2 separate regions of the Mus musculus genome follow, and region 1 is linked to region 2. Evidence: chromatin loops called from intact Hi-C (ENCODE). Cell type or tissue: left cerebral cortex. All regions are shown on one strand.

Region 1 (8,000 bases), 49 kb before region 2:
CCTTATCTATATTCACTATGACATAAACATTTTCTAATGTAAACAGACAGTATAAAACACCTTACCGGTAATGTTCCAGGCAGAGATGCATCAAAATAAGAAACCAGAGAATTTGGAGGTGCTGCAAAGCACACTTGAGCTCCAGAGAAGAGTTTAGAGTTGGAGGAAATCTGTGCATGAATTTCCAGTCCTACTACAGCTGCCCATTTGTGTTCACTAAAGGGAAGGAAAATGGTTAAAACGTTACATTTGTCGCTAAATATAAATTCTTATAAACCTATATTTCCAATTATAATCTTGTGTTTTAAATTAAAATTTTATATGCTTATATTTTAAAATGTGTCATTTTATTGGTGAATAAACTAAATGTACCTTATTAGTTAATAAACACTAAGTAAATGACTCAGTAAATAATAAAAGCTTATCTTATCATTATTTGGGTTTAATACAAATGCCAGGATTCTAGTTCTAGAGAAATGATGGCTAAAGAATAAATTATCGCCCATATTTTGAGTTCATTGTTAAGAGCTTGTAGCTACAGAAGCAGGATCAGATACCATAGACTACCACAATATGGTATTCCTTAAAACCCGTGAAAAAGAACAGAAAACCATTAGAGGAAACTTTGTTTTCATCCACCAAGTCCCATCCAGTTCTTGAGATCTAAACTTAAATTTTTTTCATTTGTTCATACTTCACTGCTAGCAAATCTTTGTAAATGCTTACAGTGATATACTGTCTCTTATCTGAACAGCCCTACTCTGGTGAGCCAGTACTCCACTCTCTTTGGGGAATTAAATTCTCTATTCCTATGTATGTTCCTAGTCTTCACTTCTCCCTAGACATTTTCTATATTAGTCAGATTTTAATTCATGTGCATTCAGTTTTGTTTTAAGCAGTTCAACAGATGAAGGAATGAGAAAAGATTAATTCCTTCTTTCTAAAATTTGATAATAAAGCTTTCAAGAGAGAGGAAATAAACTAAGAAATTCAGAAATTCTGCATGTTCTAATTGCTAATCGAAGTATTTCTGCAGTTTCATTTCGTGGAAAGAAAATAGTCTAGTTTATGAAGAGAATAGAAAGGTGATGATTTTGGACATTTTTCTTCTCTTCTTCACTGAAATGCTAAAAAGAATGCCAACCTCAACAAAACAAAACTTTTTTAAAAATTGCCTTGTTGCTGTATTTTAAAAGAAGCTTTAAATCATGTACACGGAAGCAACTAACTGCTGTACAACATAAGCAATTCTTTATATAATCGGGGAAAGATTTCGTCAGTCGACTAACATCCTCCTGGGGTCTAGACAAATATGCCCACAATAAAACCACAGATAGCTAGTGCTTTCTGACTAATAAGACCTCTCCTATCTGGGGCTTTGTACAACGGCTATTTTCTGTCTTTAAATTATTGCTAGCCTGTAGTGACGCCAAATGCCCGCTACATACGAGCCAGAGTCTAGTGTCGCAGACCCCACACGAGTTAGTAGGGCAAAGTATTCCAGTCTTCTGTCTGAGAAGACGACTGGAGGAAACGCTATTTTACATTCGCACGTTGTCCAAATATGCCTACTTTAAGACAGAAGTTTTAAGTGTGAGGCTGAAGGTGGCAGGCCTGGTTTTGTGTTTTCATTTAGGTTCAGTTGCCCATAACACAGGTGACCACCCTCCAGCACACTAAAACCCTCAGGCTGGGCTGCCGGGGCCATTATCTTCGTTCTGCACTTCCACGAGACAGGCAAAAGTACGAAGAAGATATACCCTTTCCTCGGCTTCTGAGCCGTGTGGAGGGAAGGCTGAGCCACTGAACTCTGTCTCCTAGCCCAGTTGGATGTGGGCCCAGTCTGAGAGCCACTTCGGTGGCGGGAACCGCCATCTAGCCATGTTAAAGCCCAGCGTCTTCCAGGGAAACCCAAGCGCAGCATGGGCGCCGCCATAGCGTCGCCGAAGTCCCGGTCAGGTGACCCACCCTCCCTCTGCCGCGAGGCTCCCTGGGAAGCGTAGTTCTGGCAATGCGCCACAACCCGTGTAGCTCTTGACCGGAAGACTACTGTTCCCAGCAACCCAATTCAAAGGCTGCCGGAACTTTGTTAGGGAGGGGCGGAACCAAAGAAGTGGGAAGGTTGGTGGGTCCTGTGTGACTCCTCCTAGCGGGGAGTTGGAGAGCTTTGTGGCGGTAGAGCTTGTGTGTACTTTGACAGCTCTTTGAGGGAGCGCCAAGCAAGGAAGCCTCACCAAGGATTTTATACTCAGCTTAAGCCCGTGAGTTGAAACAAATGACCCTAACATTACCACAAAGGCTTCCTGGACCCTCCAACGCTTTTATTTTTTCTGTCTTGCTCGCACACCTCGCACACAAATTTGTGCATTATTTCAACTGATACTTATTTGCATGCCTGCTATATATACCTAGTTCAATAATAAGGCAGCATTGATATGCTAGAAAGAAAGACTTTGGGGATGTTATATTTTAAAGAATTGACATTTTAGGGAGAGGAACCATACAGAAAAACGTTTTAAAAATTGTTTTCATGTCCGAAAAAAATTTTTAAACTTTTATGTGCTTTTTACTTACTATTTTTCTTAGCCAACATCTGAAACAATTTCTTGTGTTAGAAAGCTTTGATAGAAAAAAAGACATCACCTCAATGGATTTCTTTTGTTGTTTGACTTCAGAACTCATCTTGGACTGGGCATATCCCTCAGTGGTACAGCATTTGCCTACCATGTAGAGATGCTAGGTCCCACCCTCAGGAAGGCAAAACCAAGCAGAGCCTTTCATATCCCTTGTTGAAATTCCAGGTGATTTTTTTTTTTATTTGAAAACTTAGTCTACAATAGTTCTTACTTTCATTGCCTGATTTTAATTGTCAACATAGTCTTAACAGCTATCTTTGATTTCAATGGATCCTTGTCTGGTATTTACCATAGTATTTCCAGAGTACAGAGTAGGCGCCTCAAGAATATATGAAGTAGTACAGTGCAGTGAATGTATTTGACAAATGGGGGCTGTTGAGAGGGTATGTTCTTTAGAAACGCAATAACAGATTGGGGTAGTGGTGAAGGGTAAAGTAAAACATATGTTTCTGGGAGATGTGCAAGGTGAGATTGAGGGACCTGATCGAGAGTTGGAGGTTCTGTACCTGCTCCTTGCTGACAGGTCCAGGACAGAGGAGAGAGGTCCCTGTCCCTCTGGGGTCTCTCCAGGGCTGAGCAGGATGGCGAGTGTCAACGGCCCAAAAGAAACACACAGAGTTGGGAGTCTTGTTGAAGCAGGAACTCAACTTTATGGAGTCAGCCTCTTGCTTATATAAGTTTGGAACATAGGGAGGCGGGTTTTGGTGGGGTAAGATGGCGTAGTGACTGACAGGGTCAATGGCAAAGCTCTACATCAGCAACGACAGGGCAGAGGCAGGGCCAAACAGGTCTTGCTGAGTCACCCCAATATGGAAGTGACTGAGACAGGTCTCAAAACTTGAGCCAGGCTTAGGCTCTCCCACAAGGCCGCAGAAACTCGAGCCAGATTCGAGTTTGTCCTCAAGGCCCAAACCAGGGCCAAAATGGGGCCCAACAGTTCTGACTTATGTGTGTAGTGTATGGTAAGGAAGCCAGAAAAGGAACCTATTCTCTGTGTGAACTTAGGTGCTTGGTTGCCTTGGAGATTTCCAAGAGGAGCAATCCAGTGGAAGTCACTGATGCCCAATTATAGAGAAAGAATAGATGTGTACTCTCTATATTCCACACTGATGTGTTGCAGTTATCGATCACTAACCTACAGATAAGACAGCTACAATTTAGGATCTGTTTCCATTAATATTTAGAAAACATTTTGGCATTTTATAATATGGTCACTCCATTTGGAAAAATAACCTGGGCTGGAGAGATAATTCAGTGGTTAAGAGCACTTTCTATTCTTCCAGAGGACCTGAGTTTGTTGGCCAGCACTCATGTCCAGAGTCACAACAGCCTGTAACTCCAACTCCAGAAGAGCTGGCACCATCGTCAGCTTTCTGCAGACACCACACACAGCACTCCCCTAACCATGTCTCTCTCATACATACATTTAAAAATAATTTTTAAAACTTGATTGACATTTACTTATTCTATATTTTTTCTTTTTTATCTACTTCCCATGAGTAATCTGAATTTTACTTTCATATAACTAAAGAAGAAAATGAAAGTGCATGGAACACAAAGGTGAAAACGTTTCAAAATGTATCTCTAATTAGCTCCTTTCATTCTTTGGGTCCTTGATATATGGGTGTCTTTCTTGTGAGTCCCCATGTTTCCTACATTAGCTATATATGGGTTTCCTTTTTCTTCTCCCTTAACTCCTCGAGTGGGTTTCTGGTCAGTAAAACTGTTTGGGAATGCAACGTGGCTTCACCTTTAATAGGGCTAAAGAGGAGGAAAGAAAGACTTTACCTCACGCTGGAACATAGTTATGAGACACTTCACTACCTCACTGGGAGTATTGAAAGAGGTTCAGAAATCACTGTAGAGAATGTGAGGACACCCAAAGAATAGCCTACTTTTTGTACAAAGTGCGCTGCAGTGGAAACCCAGACTGATTTCTAAAGCAGTATTGTGCAATCACATGCTCTCAGTCTTCAAAGGCCTCCACCCCACCACTAGGGGGAGAGAAAATCCTATACATGTAAGTGGATTTGCTTCCTTGAACAAATGGGAACCTTCCAGCTTGGTACATTTTATGTCTAATCATGGACTCTCAAATGCCTATAAAAGCTAATGGTGGAAATAGGGACTTACCACCCCCTTTTCTGGCTTTGTTCTCTATCAAAATTATGTCTCATTTTCAGAAATGCCTGTTGGTCTCTTGGTGGTGTCTACGAGAGGCACTGTTTTCCAGATTTCCATTGGACTTCAGGGGGTGGGGGCAGTTCTTCTACCAAATCTTCTTTCATGAGACCATTTCTTGCCTTCTTTCTGAATGCCAAATATGTACCCGTCAGAACTCTTACTGATAGACAGCTCTCTGGCTGAGAGAGCTATTTTGGATCCACAACAAGGTGGCTGTCATCTGGAAGACACAGAGATTTTCATTTTCAAGGCACTCAGGAGGTAGCAGGACAGAGTTTCTAACCATATTTTTTTCAAGGAGCGTGTCGCAGATTCCCTCCCCAACGTTATTCAATCAGTTTTAAAAAGATGTTTGAGCCAGCTGATTTTCACTTACAAATGAGACTAGTTAGGAAGTATATTGTAAATAACATGCTTGGTTTGGGTTACTCTTTTTCCAAGTCTTGTTTGGCAAGAGTTGGAATAGCCTGGTTCACCTCTGTATTTGACTTAACATCTTTATATAAACACATTGATTTCTGAACACGAATCCCCCCACATTTAGATTGAATTTAATTGTTACCCTTCCCACTATCCATTTTCCTAGGGTACAGTGGGGGAAGTGCTATGGAAAAGACATTTTGTGATAAGTTTGTAACTTCTTCAGCGCCATGTGCTACAGTGTAAGAGGAATAATACAAGTGGCACAAAGTCTCTGCTTTTTAAGAAGAAGCAAACAATTTTAATTGCAACATTATAATTCCAAGTAAAATAAAAAAGATAGCTTCTGCTGTCGTGACACTGTATCTCAAAATCTATTTGAAAATATGTGCAAATCTTAAAACCGTGTGAACTAATCTTTTTCTTTAATTAACTACATTTGTCCTGTGGAGACAAAGGCAATGCTTTAAAAATACATAGCAGATGAATATATAAAATAGCCATTGTAGTCTAACAAAGCTGGATGGGAGTTGTCACAGTGTTTCTTAATACAGTAATAAGTTTGATCTCTCTGCTGGATAATATTTTCTATTTGTCTTTTTGACTATGGAAAGAAGCCCAATGTTGAAATTCAGCCATGTGGATAGGAAGGGTTGGTGGTAACGTTAATTCAAATTCCCTATAAAAAAGAAAACAATTCATTTACGATGATGGGCATGTGACAAAACTTGACAAGATCATCTGCATGTAGTAAAAACATTGGAACAAAGGTAGTTCATGTCTTTGAAAAAAGCATTCTTTAAACACAAAGTTTCTTCTTAGAAAACCCCACATTTTAAGGTCTAGAAAAGTACCACTGGGGGAAAAACAAAGACTGGGAATACATGCCTGCTGAGCAGTTGGGAGAACAGGATTCATTTCTTTTTATTTTTCCATTAAAGTCTTGCTTCTGATAAAATACTGATGTGGAGGGAACAATCACTTTCTCTAGAAGATTGCTGTGGGGCAAAGAAATCTATAACCCTTTCTTCATTCCCAATGCAAGGAAATAGAACACCCTGCTCAGGGCCTTTGTGGAGATGAAATGCCAGCTGGGAAGATGAGGCCAGCATGTCGTTATTAGGCCTGGCCTAGGAACTATAATATTTTTGTGGTCTTCTCTCTGATTCAAGGAATAGCTTGCTGATCTAAAAATATGACTGAACCCAGGAAAGAAACAGGAATAGTGTATCAGCAAAAGTTCTACCTGCATGTGGCCCCTTGACTCATCCCTTGCCTGAAGGAAGATAATCCTGAGTTGCAAGTACGGAGAGCTAGAAAATATTAAACTCCGTGTTTCTGCAAACTGTGGTTTGCATGTGATCAAAGCTCTGCAAGGAACTAAAAATGCTCCCTATTTTTGTGCTTTGGAATTGAGTATTCTAGCCATCAGAGCTACAGAGTTTGTGCGCATGTGCATGTACACACACACACACACACACACACACACACACACACTTCTAAGCTCTACTTTCATTCAAAAAATAATGCAAAAAGAATAGCCAGTGGCTATTCCGTTTCAAAACAGATATTTTTATTTGTCAGCTTGTTCTCTTATTTTAGAGCCAAAGGATGATGATGAATAAATGTATATCATTAAAGAATCACTCAACAGAGAATGCTGGGGAGAGAGCTCTGTTGGTAAAGTGCTGTCTGTCCAAGCATGAGGATCTGAGCTTGGGGCCCTAGCACCCATGTCAAAAGCTGAGTGCTGTGTTGTGCATCTGCAGCCCAGAGCTAAAGAGATGAGCACAGACAGGGCCTATACAGTTTCAGTGAGAGACTACACCTCAAAACTTAAGGTGGAGAGTGACTGAAACAAGGCTCAGCATTGACTTCTGTCAATAACATATATAATATGTACACACATGTCCAAGCACATGCATACACAGCCTCACCAGGACACATGGACTCTGATGAGACCTTTCTCCTGATGAATCAACTCTTCCTTGATCATCTGGGGTGGGGTGGGGGCGGGAATAGCCAACATTCCACAAGGTGGTGTTACAGAAGGGAACAGAACAGCTTATCTCACACATCTTGCCAGATAATTGGTGTCATTACTTGTGAATATCTGAACTGGCACTTCTATCTGGGCTGCCCTTGAACCAAGAATGAATGACCTACTCAAAACAATAGGCCTGAAATCTTGGTGGCTGAGCCTTCAAGTTCACCACAGTTTAATATACAGCTATTGAGAGGCAACATCGTGGTTCAGGAAGAAGTGCTGTTTTGGCTTAAAACCAAGTAGTAATCAAAAGATAGAACTACTGAGATAAATGCAGAGAGAGGGGAGAAGGGGAAAGTTCCCAGCGATTGATGAATTAAGAAGAGATACAGGAGTACAGACATTATTTGTGTCTCCTTGGAGCCTGACTCTAGAGTCAGATTCAACAAGAAGATTGAGTGATAGCCCAACAGTGATTTCAAATTGATTTTGTTTAAACATTTAGATCAGTCTTTGCTACTAAAAGATGTTTTCACTCCTCTCCACATATAGTAAAAATGAAAAGAAATTGTGTTAAGGATGGGACTGAATGCTGTGGATTCCAAGCAACAAACCAAAGTAAAAAAATATATAAATAGTCACTCTGGCATATAATAGTCACATTTTGGCCTAACACTTATTTATATTCATTCTGGAAAGCTGTTTTCTTTATCGTGGTTGCTTTAGTGTATGGGTATGATCCCCCTGAAGAATATTTTACACTGATGCATAGC
Region 2 (8,000 bases):
AGTCAGTGCCTGGGATCCGAATGCAGAAGGAGAGAACAGACTTCCTGACCTCACCCTCTGGCCTTCACATGCTCTCTGCGGTGTGTATGTTTCCAACACAAACAAATACATGTAGTTAAAAAAATTAGTACATAAATCTCATTTGTTCAAATTTTAACTCAGAAAACATATTGAGGTCTTATGTAATGCATACACAAATAGGAAAGATTGGCAAACAATGGAACTTCCAAAAATTGTTGGGACCATTTAGGAAAAACATTCTATTTGGAGAATTAGAGAAAAAAAAGTTGGAATCTCCCCCTTCTTACAGCATATTATTTATTTTAACCTTTGATTTTCATATCTGTATGAAGGAGACAACAAATTATTTCCTAGAGCTATTGTGAAAATTGTTGGGGGAAACAATCAAAAACATTACTTATTTCTAGTGGAACAATGTATAACTACTCAGAACTTAGGGTGCACAATGAAAGGCTGATGCAGGTGAGGCAGGTCTGTCTGGGGGACACATGTGACAGTCACTCCTACCTTGTCCATCTTAGTCTCCTGCTAGAGTGACACTGGCTGTGAGATTTGCCCCCTCATTCATACCAACGGGTTGCTATCTTAAAATGCACTGTAATTATTATTCAGGTATCGCACACCATTGTAAAAGGTTGGTTTATACCCCCAGATTCTAAAAGAAGGGGGAAACCAGGCTCCCGGGACAAGGGCTACAGAGGGAAGGGCAAACTGGTCGGGGCACAGAGGAAGCAAGTACAAATGTGAGTGACCTCTTTTGTCCTGCTGGCTTGAATGTCTGCAGCAGTCTCCAAGGCGTGGCCTGGCCCAGCCCTTAGTTGTCTGGTGTTTGGCCCTGGAGCAAGTAACATACAGCAGGTAGATGGGAGCCCAGAGTGTGGGGCTGCCACAAGGAAGGTGCTTGGAAAGGTAGCTTGTGAATCAGGTGGTTTACTAATGTCGGATACGCTGCAGCCCGGCAGGGGCTTACAATGCCTCCAGGTGCCTGCTTATCAAAACTACAAAATAAACAGATCCGTGAAGAATCGGGTTGGGCCAAATTAGCACTGTGATATCACATCACATCCCTGTGGAGAAGGGTCAGGAAATTGGTGCAGTTTGGAACCTTTGCCAACTTCTGTTTTCAAGAATTGAAATTACAGTAATTTTTTTTTCATCTTTCTAGTTGAGTGTAAAAGCCATCGTAAAAGTCAGTGGCCTAAGATGAAAGCTGTTCTCTTTGCTCATGATTCTGCAATTAGAGCTAAACTCAGCTGGGTGGTTCTTTTGCTGGCCTTACCAATGGTCTCTCAAAAAAGTTCATTGAGTTCACTCGATAGCTACGGGCCAGGCTCAGCTGAAGGCTGGCAAGACTGGGCCTCTTCCCACCCTTCTCCGATGATAGCTTCATTCTTGACTTCTATCTTCACATAGAAAGTAGACATTCTCCGTACCTCTCCAGGATTGTCAAGAACGCAGAATCAGAAGTCCACCCATCACACTACTCACAGTTCCAGACCAGGGAGGGGCATTCAAAGTGTCTTAGTTAGGGTGAACAGATACCATGACCAAGGCAACTCTTAAAAGAACAGCATTTAATTGGGGCCGGCTTACAGGTTCAGAGGTTCAGTCCGTTATCAAGATGGGAACATGGCAGCATCCAGGCAGGCATGGTGTAGGAGGAACTGAGAGTTCTACATCTTCATCTGAAGGCTGCCATCAGAATACTGACTTCCAGGCAGCTATAACTAGGGTATTAAAGTCCACAACCCACAGTGACACAGCTACTCCTACAAGGACACACTTCCTACTAGTGCCACTCCCTGGCTCAGGCATATACAAACCATCTCATTCCACTCCAGAGCCTCCATAGGCTTGTTCAAACATGGGGGCCATATAATAAAAATACATTTAGTCCAACTTCCAAAGTTCCCATAGTCTGTAACTGTCTCAACAAGGTTAAAAGTCCAAAGTTCAAGGTCTCTTCTGAGATGCATCTAATCACTTAACTGTAATCCCCAAAGCAAGACAGGAAACCAGCTGGACAAACTCCAAACTCTGCATCTCCATGTCCGATGTCAAAGCAGTCTTCAGATCTCCAACTCCTTTGTCATCTTTGTTGACTGCAACAAACTTCTTTCTCCTGTGCTAGCTCCACTACCTGTCAGTAGCTTTCTCAGCAGGTATTCCACAGTTCTGGCATATTGAAAATCTTCGAGTCTCCAAGGCAACTTCAATGTTACAACTTCTTGTTTCAATGTCTGGGATTCACATATGATCTTCTGGGCTCCTCCAAAGGGCTGGTGCCACTTCTTCTAACTCTGCCCTCTAAGTCAGGTTGATCAATTGCTGCTGCTGTTCTTGGTGATGGCATCCCATGGGGATCCCATGGTACTGGCATCTCCAATATGCTGGGGTTTTCCACAGCACCTAAGCTTCACCAATAGCCTCTCAAAGGTTCTCTTCATGGTGCAAAGCCTCAACTCCTTTGCATGACCCCTTCAGTCCTGGGCTGTCAACTGCAACTGGAGCTGCACCTTCACCAATGGCCTTCCATGGCCTCTCACAGTGCCAAGCTCCAGCTGTTCTTCATGACCCCTTCATGCCTTCAAAACCAATACCACCTGAGTGACTCCTACACATTACCAAGTACAGCTGCAGCATGAGGTACAGCCTTGGCTATCTCTGGAACACAGGTTCTTTGTGCTCTCAGAAAACACTTTCCAGAAGATTTCACCTCAGTGATGCTGGTCTCTTCTTAATCACAGCTAATTCCTTACCTCCAGCTAACCAGCATCAATTGTCCCAGTAGTGCCTTCTATTCTGGATTCTAAAGTCAGAGCCACACTGCCAAAGCTGCTGAGTTCTGCCACTTGCAGGAACTGGAACATGGCCCTTGTTCTATTACATTATCACTAGCTTTCTGTTTTCCAGTTCCTTCATTGCCTAAGCTTGGCTGTCCTGGATCGTGCTCTGTAGATTGACCTTGAACTCAGAGACCTGCTTGCCTGTCTCCTGGAATTAAATGTGTGTACCACCACACCAGGACTTAAAGTTTTCTTCATCTAGAACTTGCTCTGTCCCAGGCTGGCCTTGAGCTCAGAGATCTGCTTGGCTTTGTCTCCTAGGATTAAAGGTGTGTACCATCATGCCTGGATCTAAATTTAGCTGGGTCGGATCTTGCCCCATATTCCCTTAATCTCCTTTATCTTCACTTATCTCCTAGAGCAAAGGATTCAGTTCCATTTCCCTTCCTGGGGCCTGCTTAATACTTGATCATATATTTTATAGTTTTTCTTTCTAAGCTTGCTATACTTGTTCAAAATGCTCTTCATGAGACTTAACCAGAGAACAAAGTCTCTGCTGGGCTTTTTTGAGACTACCTTTGTCAATGCAATTAATATAAACCTCTTTACCTTAGACTCAGGTAGACTCTTCAGACAAGGGCAAAAAGCAGCCACACTCTTCACCAAAATCCCACAAAAACAGTCTCTAGGACACATTCTGAAATTCTTCTCCACTGAAACCAAATCTGCACAGTTCAAACCATACTCAGCCACAGAGTCTTCCATCTTCCTACCAGGATGGCCCAGTAAGCCTAACTTAAAGCATTCCACTGCTTTCCAAAGTCCCAAAATCTACATTCCTCCAAACAAAAGCATAGTCAGGCCAATCACAGCAATACCCCAGTCCCTGGTAACAACTTTTGTCGTATGTGCCAGGAAGGTGTGTACTTAGGACTCATCAATGTGATGAGCCACCTGTCACAGTAGGTGAGACACAGCAGCTATTTAGTCCTTCAGAGACAGCAAAAACCTTAGAGATCATCTCGCCTAAGAGAATAGGGGAACAGACCTGAAGGTTCCCACCCACCAGGCTGTGTGCATGCTGCAGACTCTCTTAAAGGAACAATTTACCAAGAGCCATAGTTATTGAGATTTTGAAATGTTAGGGGCCTATTTTCAATCACCATGTCTCAGCGATTGGGCTATTGCTATGTTTTAGAAAAAGAGTGCTAGTTTTTCTCCATCCAAGGAGTCACTGAATTGGGCTGATGTAGAACCAGAGACTACTCCTTTGAGTTCTCATCAAGTCAAAGGAAGGATGTTTCTTTTGCCATGTAGTCTGATAGGATAAAAGGTGCTTTATGCAACTGAATAGTCTGTCTCCATCAGAAGAAATAGATATCAGGTTTTAAAAAGGTTTACTAAGTCCTGGCAAACAACAAGTTTTCTCTTAATTTTTAATCTCTCTCTGTCTCTCTCTGTCTTCTGTCTCTGTCTCTGTCTCTGTCTCTGTCTCTGTTTCTCTCTCTCTCTCTCTCTCTCTCTCTCTCTCTCTCTCTCTCACACACACACACACACACACACACACACACACACACACAGGTCCTTAGATTACTATGGTCATGATGCTATATGTTCCTAGGCTGGAGTGTGGATTAACAGACTAGTTGCTCATGGATTTGACTTACTGGGAGTGTGCAGCCCTCCAGCTAATGTCTGTCCCAACACAGCACCCCTAGTGGCAGTGGGCCCATGTGTACCTTAAAATACTTGAATTCTCTTCATCTTTAAATGTTATGGTAACATCTTTCTATTCCACAATATATTCATTATTTAATTTTTAAATAAACATTATTTATTTTTATAAGCAAACATAATCAACGTACATATCTCTTCATTTAATACTCAAGGCTAATCCTCTCCACCTTTCCTGGGGACATCTTTGAAACATTCAACAATATCCATCATTCCTATATTTTAAGGATATTTGTTACTTGGAGAATTGGAAATCCTTCCCCTGACCATCATTAGAAGGGCATGACTTCCTACTTACACAGTTTGCAATGAGTTCTGTATTTCAAGTCTGTCCCTCCTGGCACATTCTCCCTCAGTTGTGGGATATAGATACACTCTTGCCATTGCTTAGTAATTCATGTTAAATCCTTTGGTCCCCAGGTCATTGTCACATGCTTTCTTTTTTTTCTGCTTGGTCTTAGCTTCTTAGATAACTTCTCCCCTGCCTCAGGTCTTTTAAACAGTTGCATATCCTAAGCTCCTACTTCCAGCCCCTTCACAATCTCCCTAGATCTTTCTAACCATGAATGATGTCATTGTCTACATTCCATTATTCCTGAGTCTTCTTCTATAAAGAGCATAACCACTTTAGTGAAGGCCAGAAACCTATTTTTATCAGCTCCCTGGATGCATCTGAACAAATGCCCCGTGCTACCTCAAATTTAAATGCACTGAACTCATTACATCCTCCACAAAATCTGTTTCTCCTCCTGTGTTCCCAATCTTAAACACCACCATCTTCTCAGTCACCTAAGTTAGGGACTTTGAAGTCATATACAACACCTCCTCCTCAATTCCAAGGCTAGTTGCCCAATCTGGGTAAATGTAGCTCTAACACACACACACACACACACACACACACACACACACACACACACAATCTGTTTGCTCTAGCTCAGGTCCACAGCTCCTCTTGCTTAGCTTTTGGTGAGCACCCCTGGCTTACAGACAGGTGCTTTCTTCTCTGTCCCCGATGAAGGAGACAGGAAGCTCTGTTGTCCTTTCCTCTTCTTCTAAGGACAGTCACTCCACCATGAAGTCTCTAGACTCTTGACTCCATCTAAACCCAATTATCTTCCAAATAGCCTCTTTTCAAATGTTGTCACACTGTAGGGGCTTGGGGTTTAACATGTGGCTTTGCGTCGAGCACAAACATCTAGTCCCCAGAAGGGTTTTGCATGAATGGCCTCATCAGTCCTCTCACGTTGTCTTTTCTCCCCTCTCCTCCATGTCTTTTAGATTCATCTTTCTGAAACACAGAAATGATACATTACTGCTTCTGGAAAATCTTTCAGTGACAGCTCTCTGCATTGCCTAACCATGGCACCTGCAGCAGGGCTGCATCCAGGCTTAGTCAGTCTGTCCATCTTAGCTTCTCCAAAGATTCAGTCCTTCTATCCACCCTCTCTTCCTGTTCCACTTGCTCAGGCTCTTTCCCCATCCAGTTATGGCTCTCCTCAAATGTTCACATAGAATTTGAAAAGCCTTCCCCCAGATAGCATTGCTCGCTTATTTGTGATTTATATATCAGTGGTTTCAGAATTTGATCGTATATTAGAATGGCATATAGCACCTATAAGAAAGACATGTGCACGCGTGCACACTCACACACACACACACACACACACACACACACACACAGAGGGGGGATTGTAAATAAGATATGTAGGATTATAGAGTACATAGAGATAAAAAGATTCATTATAAGAATTTTATTGTAGGAATCATAAGACTAAGGGGCAGACAAGCCCAAGCCAGATGAAGGCCCCTGAGAGCCACTTGCTGTGGCTCTGGTCTCAAAGCCTGCAAGTTCATAACCCAGGAAGGACCACTGTTTCGGGTCAGGTCTAAAGTTGAAAGAAAACCTGCATCCCAGCTCAAAGGCAGATACAAAGGATAATTTCTTCTTTCTTAGGGAAGAAGGGTGGCCTTTCTTCTATTCAGGCCTTTAACCAGTTGGATGTAAACAACTTGCTGAATTTAGTTTATCAATTTAAATGTTGAACTCCTCCAAAATCACACCCCATAGAAATACCTATGGCCATCCCATGGGGCAATCAAAATTAACCAGTATAGCTGAAGAACTATTAAAATGGGCTAATTCTACCGGGTCTGATTGTAGGAGTTTTCATGGTACGAGGAAAGCTTGGCTATCAATATATTTTAACTTTTTCTTACAACCAAGGGAACGAGCCAAGTAAATTTTGTACCTGTGGGCACTATTGGAGCCAATCAATCCCCTCTGTTGAAGTCCTCACTCCCAATACCCGAGAATTCAGTCCTATTTGGAAGCAGGATTGCTGAGGTACCATTAGTTGAGATAAGATCGTAGCAGTATGGGGTAGGTGCAACCCACTGTGACCAGTGAGTGTCCTTGTAAGAGAAGAAGCTGAGTTTAGTGGGGCACACCTTTAACCCCAGCACTTCGGGGACAGAGGCAGGTGGAACTCTAACAGGCCTAGACCAGCCAGGACCACAGAGGAACAGAGAGATGACTATGTGACAAAGAAGGCAGAGACTGAAGTTTGCAGCTACAATCCAAGGAGTGTCCAGGATTATGAGCAAACCACTGGAACAGTGGTTCTCAGCCTTCCTAATGCCCCGGCCATAACATTATTTCTTGGCTCCTTCATAAGTGTAATTTTGATCCTGCCGTGAATCATAATGTAAATATCTGATATGCAGGCTATATTAAAAGCAACCACTAAAGTGGGCATGACCCATAGGGCTAAGAATCACTGCACTAGAAGCTGTGTAGAGGCAAGGAAGGATTCCCAATGTGTTCAGAAGAAACAAGGCCCTTGAAGACTACATTTATGGTTGGCCAAGCAGTATTTGTTGTCTTATTATGATGTCCTCGCGAAATCAACAAAATAATAAGATAAAGGGAGCCCTAAAAGGTGGTTTGCTGACTCTTATGGGGAGGGAGAGTGGAGTAAGCAAAGACTGCTCATTCCTTCTCTATGGGTTGAAAGACATTTTCCTCCCTCCTCCTCCTCCTCCTCCTCCTCCTCCTCCTCCTCCTCCTCCTCCTCCTCCTCCTATCCTTTAGTTTGGGATCTTTCATATCTAATACCCTATGACACATAACAGAGTCTGTCTAGATGAAGAGCTTTTCAGAAAAGACCCCTTAAACTGACAGCCAGTGTCATCTCCCAAGCTGATCAGAGATCAATTAGAAATCAAAAAGCAGGGTATTTGGTATATCGATTTATTCTTCCTTCCCCAAAGAGCTTCCCCGTGTGGGGATCATCCTCAGAGCCCACGTCAGAGTCCCTAAAGCTGAAGCAATTGCAGTAGGCCCTGTCAAGGTCAATGAGAGGCGCTGCCTGCTCAGCCATCTGCCCCTCGCTCCTTGACGTCTTTTTAAATTAAACCCCACACCCTGTGGTAAAATTGCTCTCGCTCTATAAATAGCAG

The links. A loop is a pair of places that touch in the nucleus more often than their neighbours do. Peaks named below come from ENCODE experiments on the same cell type or tissue, not always from the same donor. Only the 100,000 strongest peaks of a DNase experiment are listed, where the experiment ranks them.
Region 1: a loop joins it to region 2, with 4 times the contacts of the local background. A loop is called at or near these places in 4 of 42 quality-filtered maps.

The regions. Positions count from the first base shown.
Region 1 is chr3:85,568,080-85,576,079 of GRCm38, reverse strand. It overlaps Gatb (glutamyl-tRNA(Gln) amidotransferase, subunit B), which reads right to left and starts at 1,951. Exons shown (of 13, transcript NM_144896.4): 1 at 1,761-1,951; 2 at 66-216. The coding sequence starts at 1,936. It overlaps Gm46809 (a long non-coding RNA gene), which reads right to left and starts at 59. Exons shown (of 2, transcript XR_001783869.2): 1 at 1-59. It also overlaps Gm3740. In left cerebral cortex, CTCF peaks have their summits at 2,158 and 4,620 (motif pointing right); DNase peaks (open chromatin) are centred at 3,513, 4,636, 5,258, 6,679 and 2 more places; H3K4me3 peaks cover 1,668 bases; H3K27ac peaks cover 6,874 bases.
Region 2 is chr3:85,518,856-85,526,855 of GRCm38, reverse strand. No RefSeq gene overlaps it. Among named protein-coding and RNA genes, the nearest start is that of Gm31419, 31 kb to the right of the region's middle. In left cerebral cortex, a CTCF peak has its summit at 4,520; DNase peaks (open chromatin) are centred at 4,539, 5,287 and 5,916; H3K27ac peaks cover 6,018 bases.